Regions from separate parts of the Homo sapiens genome. Here region 2 is linked to region 1. A link is a loop called in an ENCODE intact Hi-C map of the cell type or tissue named here. Cell type or tissue: heart right ventricle. All regions are shown on one strand. Each heading gives the region's core, and the rest is flanking DNA. Links, peaks and the distances in the headings are about the cores only.

The links. Peaks named below come from ENCODE experiments on the same cell type or tissue, not always from the same donor. Only the 100,000 strongest peaks of a DNase experiment are listed, where the experiment ranks them.
Region 2: it touches region 1 in a loop (7-fold over the local background); 2 of 110 quality-filtered maps call a loop at or near these places.

Annotation. Positions count from the first base shown.
Region 1 is chr3:129,827,393-129,831,782 of GRCh38, reverse strand. It overlaps TMCC1 (transmembrane and coiled-coil domain family 1), which reads left to right. Exons shown (of 7, transcript NM_001017395.5): 4 at 3,275-3,980. The coding sequence starts at 3,405. Among named protein-coding and RNA genes, the nearest start is that of TMCC1, 64 kb to the left of the region's middle. In heart right ventricle, for the core only: a CTCF peak has its summit at 2,031 (motif pointing right); DNase peaks (open chromatin) are centred at 2,044 and 3,769.
Region 2 is chr3:129,341,404-129,345,793 of GRCh38, reverse strand. It overlaps the pseudogene MARK2P19. Among named protein-coding and RNA genes, the nearest start is that of H1-10, 27 kb to the right of the region's middle. RefSeq lists an enhancer at 569-1,396. In heart right ventricle, for the core only: CTCF peaks have their summits at 1,510 and 1,716 (motif pointing left); no DNase peak of the experiment used is centred there; H3K4me3 peaks cover 937 bases.

The sequences.
Region 1 (4,390 bases), core at 263-4,262:
AGAAGGGTGTCCCTGTACAACTTTGAGACTATTGAATTTCTTTTGTGCTTGCATTCTTACTGTCAGCAATTTTATAGAGTTAATTATTGCAACATCACTATTGTTGGTATTTTTGCCACAGCATTTGACTTTGGTGGCCTTAAAGATTTTCTATTGGCCTACAGAAAATTTTAGTAGCCTTCAAAACCTTAACTAGTTTCTTAGTGCTGCTATTATGCAGATGATAGCTACAAGTGTAAGTACCATATTACGTTTTATAATCAGTACAGTAGATTGTTTTTCAAAATTATTACCTTAAAACTTGATGTTTAAAGCTCAATTTAGGTTTCTTTAGGGCTGCATGCTAAGTGAGGCTATGTGCTGGTATGATTAAGGTAAGTTTTGCCTTTGAAAATCCGATAATTTATTACTGTTTTGTTGCTTATTCTTCGTAGCTGCGAAGATAGTCTTGGCATGGAAATTAACACCTTACTCCCAGCTTTTCCCAGGAAATGCTAACATTTCCTTGTAATCAATCATCATTTTGAATTATTTGAAAATAAATGATTTGGCCGGGTGCAGTGGCTCACACCTGTAATCTCAGCACTTTGGGAGGCTGAGGCGGTTGGATCACTTGAGGTCAGGAATTTGAGACCAGCCTGGCCAACATGGTGAAACCGTATCTCTCTAAAAATACAAAAATTAGCTGTGCATGGTGGCACGTGCCTGTAATCCTAGCTACTCTGGAGGCTGAGGCAGGAGAATTGCCTGAACCCAGGAGGCAGAGGCTGCAGTGAGCTGAGATTGTGCCACTGCGCTCCAGCCTGGGTGAAAGAGCAAGACTCCGTCTCAAAAAAACAAAAACAAAAATAAATTGTTTTACAAATGCTTGTGAAATCTCAAATGAATTTACTGATATTCAAAATGTACCACATTCTCTATTTTTTAAATAGGCAGCAACCAGATGACCAGTTGATTAGTTTATAATAGTGCCCAAATAAGTAGATTTGCTGAGTAATAAATTCCTAGTACCTTTGCATATGAGACAAGTAGAATGATCCTCAGCTAACCTTGACATCATTCCTTTATTCTTGCTGTCTTTTAATCTCATGGGATAAACATATTTTATACATTTTACTTCCAACAACAACAACAAAAATCAGTTGTATTAGCTAATAATGTGCAAATAGAGGAAAAAGTAAACTACTTTTTCAGTACTGTTCTGCTGCTTTCACACCCTCCCATCTTCTCAGGATCTAAATAGCCCAGTGCAAGAAGAGATGAGTTGATACACACTGATAGGGGATTATTTTGGTTACATTAGCCCTTTTCCTCTGAGAAACTCAATTCTTTCAGTAACTATTAGCCAGCAAGACAAACTCATGAGGAATGGTGAGATAATTACTATTTTTTTTAAAAATCAGAGTAACATTGTATTATGTGTTTATTTCATATTTGGTTAGAAGGGGATAATTAAATATATAAACTATTGGCAAAATTTTTGCCCACAAGGAGCACCAGAAAACCACACCAGAGGCCAAGACAGTCATTGATCTAATAAGGGCAAGGGTTTCTTTCTTGGTTCTCCCAAAGGGAAAGATATGAACAAAACCAATGCACAATCAGGAAAAGGGTAACAGGCCATAGTGGGATGGCTAGATTTCAGTGGAGCCACAAAGAATTTGGGTGAAAGGCAATGAAACTTCCATTCTCATGGTTGTTATTCATTTGCCTAATTTAGGAACAAACAATTTTGTGGCATTTAGAAAGTAGGAAGGTACTAGAGAGAGACAAATGTCTTTATCCCTGTCTCCCTGTTTATGCTCCTCTGTTATGAAGAGATTAGGTAATGGAATCACAGGCATGAAAGAATATGGACAGTGGAGCCACAATGACAGTGCCCATAAAATATTTGAAAAAAGTCTTCTGAGAGTAGTCATCAGGAACAAAACTTTAGTGAGTTTGCATTCCTGTTCCACTAAACTCTAGTAGCCTTGAGTTCACAGGGAACTCTTTTATTCAGCTAATTTATGGCTTTCTAGATTGCCACTTGGTGGCAGCAAGTCCACATATTCCCAGAACAGGAGCACCATGGTGCTTCATTGGTAGTGGCTTAAATTGTTGAAGTACTTGGTAGTGTAGGGAGTTTTAAAGTCCTTTAAACAAAAATTTAAAGAAAAATATGGAAATAACCTCCTACATCATATTTTGCATTCTGTAGCAGCTTCTGTGCATGTATATAATTTTGTCTTATATATTTGCACAAATACAGTACAAAAATAAACACTTTCTATTAGGAAAAATCTCATCATCTCCCATCCCCCCCTCCCTTTTTTTTTTTTTTTTTTTTTGCATGTGATTTTAGTAACCATGGCAGTTGCGTTGATTTTACATCTCTTAGTTTCAGCTTCCTTTTAATTTCTTGCATTTAATACTGGTATATGTTTGCTGTTTGACCTTTCTTTTTCTCTACTTTTCTATCCTACCCAGTTACTTTGCTTTTGAGTTTGTATGGATATATGGGAAGCTTCTGTCAGGGATGACACTATAGAGAAAGGGATTTCTTTGAATCTCCTTTCTTGATAGCTGGTACTGAGCAAAGCTCTAGTCTCTGATTCTGATTCTGTCTGAACCATTCACTCATATGGTGCCAGAAAGGTCATTTGTGCTTCAGCAGAGAATTCAACTTACAGGATTTTTATTTCCATTCTCTTCTCAAAAGAGCAAACCTGTCATCTCTAGTTACCAGTGAACTTGATGAATATGAATGGTAACACACTTTTCCATTAAAATCCACATATAGTTAGATTGGGATATCCATTTCTCACTGTTGTTCTTTGATTATACTGAGTTTCAGCCTGTGAATAATTAACTGTGGTTATGAATGAGAGGGATTAAATTGCCTCAGCTAGAGTAAACCTATTGGATGGTCTCTTCTCTTGATTTCCCAAGCAATGGCTGTTCTGTCAACTACCATTATAGTGTCCATTCCAAGATGGCTCCTCTAATATCTAATTCTGTATATATTGAATCTTGTAGGGATTTTTGCTTTTGAACATTGCTGTTTTAATTTCCTATGGACTTGTTCTGGGCTTTTTCTCTCATTCTAAAAAATAATCATTACCCACTATCTAGAAAACTGTCTTTTAATCTTCTGATTAAAGATTGCTTAATGATAGTGCCTATTTGTTTGGCCAGTAGCATGTTTTTCTTTGTTTTAACACTGGAGTTTCTGCATGGATTTATAATATAAGGTTTTTTTTTTGTTTTTTTGTTTTTTTGTTTTTAACATTAGATAGGCATGAAGCCTTCGTCTCACAGCTGCATGCGTAGTCACTGTTGAAGCAAATGCCTACCTAATTTGACACTCTTGGTGTGTTTAAAAAATTTTTTTGAGTTTGCAAATAAGCATATTAAGTCTACTGATGGAGCCTTCGGGCAGTGAACAGTTATTTGAGGACCCTGATCCTGGAGGCAAATCCCAAGATGCAGAGGCCAGAAAGCAGACAGAATCAGAACAAAAATTGTCTAAAATGACCCACAATGCTTTGGAGAACATTAACGTGATTGGCCAAGGCTTGAAGCATCTCTTCCAGCACCAGCGCAGGAGGTCATCAGTGTCTCCACATGATGTGCAGCAAATTCAGGCAGATCCAGAACCTGAAATGGATCTGGAAAGCCAGAACGCATGTGCTGAGATTGATGGTGTCCCCACCCACCCCACAGCTCTGAATCGTGTCCTGCAGCAGATTCGAGTGCCACCCAAGATGAAGAGAGGGACAAGCTTGCATAGTAGGCGGGGCAAGCCAGAGGCCCCAAAGGGAAGTCCCCAAATCAACAGGAAGTCTGGTCAGGAGATGACAGCTGTTATGCAGTCAGGCCGACCCAGGTCTTCATCCACAACTGATGCACCTACCAGCTCTGCTATGATGGAAATAGCTTGTGCTGCTGCTGCTGCTGCTGCTGCATGTCTACCAGGAGAGGAGGGAACTGCGGAGCGGGTAAGTTTGTAAGATTTTGTTTTTCTGTTAACTTACTGTTTTTCATACCTAGGACTCTCCAGACTTTCCTTTGGTAACTAAAAAGATATCTCAGCAAATACCTTAAAGTTGTGGTAAAAGAATTTTTCCCCTTTTCAAATGGGTAAATAATAATTATAGCTAATGAATGAATGCTTAGAATTATATTCCTATTTCCTTCCTAACATAGTGCTATATTTTATTTTATCCTTTCGTTAAAACCTTAAGTATATTTCATGTATTCTTTCTGTATATTTGAGGGTCAGTTTTATGGTAGAGCAATAAAGATGCTTTGTTTCTTATTGTTTTGATTTTGCACATGGAGATGGCTTTCTTACATTAATGAATGTAGTGAATAAAGTTCTAGAATCTGAGTTTGTGCTTACCATGGA
Region 2 (4,390 bases), core at 120-4,119, 490 kb after region 1:
TTTGGCACTGAGATGTTCTCAGCCTTGAATCCCATGGCCACCGTGAGCTGAGTTGTTGGAGTTCGGGTGGTCCAGGAGTGGCTCTTTGTACGATATCAATGAGATCTCTGGCCACTGTTCACCCACGGGCCCCTCATCAGTTGTTCCAGTAGGGATCGCTCCCTAACGTTTAGCATTAAGTACTTTTTAATAAATCTTTCAATTTGAAGAGGGAAAAAATGGTGGGGAATAGTATTGTCCTGTGATAATTTTTTTCCTCAGGTCCACCAGGTTCCCTGAGTAGAAGGTCAGGGCCCCGGCCACCATGGAATAGAGAATGACATGGAGGTTCCATACGTCCATCACAGGGCACTGATACACCTGGCCCAGGGAGAGTTCTGGGGCAGGAATTGTGGCTTTCTGCCCTGACTTCTGACTCTCCTTGGGCAGCCAAAACTTAAAAGTGTGAACAGCCGGCTCCCTTTGAGCTGTCTTTGGTTCCACAAGGAAGATGGACTTTGTCGGATGGGGAAGAGCAGGAGGGACACCCAGAAGGAAGGAACTGTGCTTAAATGACGGAGCCCTTCCTCCTCTGCACTTTTCCTGTACCCCAGGATTACGTAGGTGGCCATGGGATAATCAGATACTTATTTTTTGTAGGGTGGGGGAAATACTGATTCCGAGATGTGTGCTGCCTGGCATCCCATGGCCACCATGACCAGGGTTGTAGGGGGCCCAGGTGCCCAGGGTCTCTGGTGTCAGCAGCGTCTCCTGGCCAGCAATTGACCCAGGGGTCCCACATCAGCTGGTTTAGTGGGGGCCGCTCCCTGGAGTCGAGGGTGAGGAATTGTTTTACCAGTGTTTCCAGTGGAAGTGAAGAAATAGGTGGGGAGTCATATAGCCTGAGGTGGGAAGGGACCACGGGTAGGGCTGGATGTTCTTTCAGCCTCCCTGGCAGAGATCACAGATAAGAGTGGTCAGCTTGGCCAAGATTCTGTGGTGGCTGGCTGTGATGTGGGGGAGGGAGGCAGTCCCCAGAGCAGGAATGCCTTCCCAGGAGCCCCTGTCCTTGCAGGGGAGGAGCCGGCCATCCTCCCCTCAGAGCCTCCTTCACTGCAGCCCGTAGGGGGCGGGGGCGAGTGACCTGGAGGATCCCTGCCCCAGGGGCAAACCTCTGGGCTCTGGCTTCAGCCCCACCCCCGGGAAACATTCACAGCCCCTCCGGAGGACAGCCCTGCTGCAGGAAGACTCTAGGGCAGGCCCAGCTGCGAGGGTCCTGGGCTGTTGGTGACAGTACCCCAGGCTTCAAACTCTCCGGGCCTGGGGGCAATTCCTTTCCCTGGGTACAACAGATTCCCACCCCGCCCTGCCCTTCTGCTCACCCCACGGGGAAGTGGCCCAGGAGTGGAGGCGTGGACAGGCATCCCAATGTCTCGAGTCAGGGTCAGCGTGGACAGCATGGCCCCCGAGGGGCAGACAGGGTGCAAGGGTAAGGTGCCAGGCTCCAGGGCAGCCCCTGACAGGCGGTCTGGCGGCCTCGGGTCTCCGTGGAGACGGGGCTTCCAACGGCCATCGGCCCCGCCCAACCTGGGCAAAGAGACCCAGCCTGGGCTGGGAGGCCGAGACAGGGACCCCCCACCCCCACCTGCAGCAGAGCCTGACCCCTGCGGGCGGCCGGGGCCGTCTCCCTCCAGGCGCTGCTGCGCCCACACGGGCGGGCGCCCTCTGCAGGTCCCGCAGCTCCTGGTCCCGCTCAGCGCCTCCAGATGCCTCACCCGGGCCCTCTCCGTTGGGTCCCCGGGGCCTCAAAGCGCTGGCCAAGCAGCGAGGTCACTCCCCTGAGCCACCTGTCCTTCCCATGGGTCCTTTGGACCCCTGGGTTTTAGAGTTTGTCTTTCCTAAGTGCCGCCTGCCCGAACGCGGCTGCCCCAGGACTGCGGCTGTCCCAGGATCACAGCCAACCCAGTGCGGCTGCCTCCCCTGCAGGCCACCCATCAAGGGCACAGGCAACAGGAACTCCAAGACGCAGCGGCCCGCCCTGCTCGGGGCTGACCCTCAGAATGGGAGAGGCCACGAACTCGGGTCCTCTCCCCTTCCTCAAGGCTCCTTTCTCACCTGGGGTGAAGGGCTCCCAATCCCAGTACCTCAGGGACCTTCCTGTTTCATTTATACCAACAAATAATCATTTGATGTTCTGGGACAGACAAGACAGACACGCTGGCCCCCAGTGGGCGAGAGAGACTAGTCTATCAGCACAGAAAATTCCCAATAGGGACAGGGGCTAGGAAGGAAACACCAGGAAAAGTGAGGGTGGAAGACGGGGGTGACCCTACTGCAGATGGGGTGCTCAGGGAGGGTTTCTCTGAGGAGGTGACATTAACTAGACTGACAAAAGGGACGGGCAGGGCCTGTGAAAGTCTTCTAAGAGAGGGAACGGCAATGCCCAGTGGGCTGTCCTAGGGAAGGAAATAGGACAGCAAGGTGGTGGGGGGGGGATGTGAGCCTGGCAGGCGGGACCCAGACACCATGTGATGGGTGCAGGGGTGGGACCCACAGAGGCTCTGAGAAAGCCCTGGGCCTCAGAACACGGGGAAACAGGAGGACCCACTTAGAGGCCTTCACAACCTTCTAGGGTACAGACAGTGCAAAATGGCTTAGGCCAGAATGTGGTTTAGGTTTCAGAAGGGTGCTGGGTCCCCCACGCTCTTCTTGAGGCTAAAGGGCTCCAGCTCCTTAGGCCATTTCCACATGGTTCTGGGGCCCCACAGACAGCCTTCTGACGGTTTTCTTCTGTGGCCAGGCAGGGGTTGTGGGGCGACCCGCCCCTCACTTGTCCAAGTGGACAGATGAAGGGAGCCTCTAGGAGCAGGATCGCTGGATTGGGAATTAGACTTGGAGCGTAATCCAAATGCCCCACGGGCCCTGCCTCTTTTCTGGAGCTCAGCTTCTTCAAGAAAACTGGGGACAAGAGATGGCAAGACTAGCTCTCAGGACCCTTGCCCCTCCACCCCATGATACTTTCAGATGGTTCTCAGGGGCCACCTTTTTCAGGAAGAATCGGGCTACAGGAAAGTAAAGGGAGGAAACGTGTTTTGAGTGGCACTTAAGTCAGGCTCTAGACTAGGTGTTGGTTTGGTGGGGCTTGCTTTTCCTCCTGCCCCAGCCCGCTTCACAAAACCTGAGTCCTGGCTAGGCTGGGAGTGAGATTCCTGTTTCTAGATTTTCATCATTCTGTGTAGCACAAAACAAGGTCGGGGGGGAAAGGAGACAGATATTAGCAAGTATATAAAAGATAATTGGCTGGGCATGGTGGCTCACGCCTGTAATCCCAACACTTTGGGAGGCAGAGGCGGGCAAATCACCTGAGGTCAGAGGCGGGCGAATCACCTGAGGTCAGGAGTTTGAGTCCAGCCTGGCCCGTATGGTGAAATCCTGTCTCTACCAAAAATACAAAAATTAGCCCGGCATGGTGGTGCATGCCTGTATTCCCAGCTACTTGGGAGGCTGAGGCAAGAGAATGGCTTGAGCCCAGGAGGTGGAGTTTGCAGTGAGCTGATATTGCACCACTGCACTTCAGCCTGGGGGACAGAATGAGATTCCATCTCAAAAAAAAAAAAAAAAAAAAAGATAATTTAGCCAGAGAAAACCTAAAAGAGGAATCAGGATGGGGGGATTAGGAATGGCAGAGTAAGAGCTGGGGGAGAGGAAGTTAGGGAAGGGGCTGGAACAAACAGAAAGGAGGTGGGGGAGGGGACCAGGGAAATAAAGTCCAAGAGGTCAGCAGGGATCAGAAGCCACAGGCTTAGTGGGGGCCTCAGGAGAGCAGCAAGCTGCGTCTATCTTGGAAAAGTGGAGAGAGGACTGCAGTGACCTCAGCGGGGAGGAAATGGGAGGTAGCAGGGCAGAGGAAGCAGCGGACAGACAGGAGGAAGAGATGGTGCCCTGGGTCAGGTGGCGGCCACCGCTACCATCACCAGAAGTAGAAAACTCTGTGTTCTCCTTACCTCTGTCACCATGACACCCCCATGCTTTCTGCCCCCACCTTCTTTAGTAATAGATGCTGGCAACTAAGGAGCAGAATCTGATTTGAGGTTGCCGAGGAAACCATCAGGGGCAGCTGTGAACCCACCAGCCTTGCCCAGTAGGGAGCTCAGGATCCCTAAATTGGATGAGCAAATAAGCTTCTGCAGGCCTTGCTGTCCAGGCAAATAAGACGAGGGCAGGGCCATGTGGTGGAGGTGGGTCTCAAACAGGACTCCCAAGGGCACAGGCCCTGCCCAGCCTTGGCACCCAAGGCAGAGCTCGTCAGCCCTGGGCCCCTGTGGGCTGCTGTGGCCACCTCCCTTCAGGCAGTGCTGCCCCCACAGGGACAGGTGACCTCTGCGGGCCTCTCATTTTCCAGTGGTGCTCA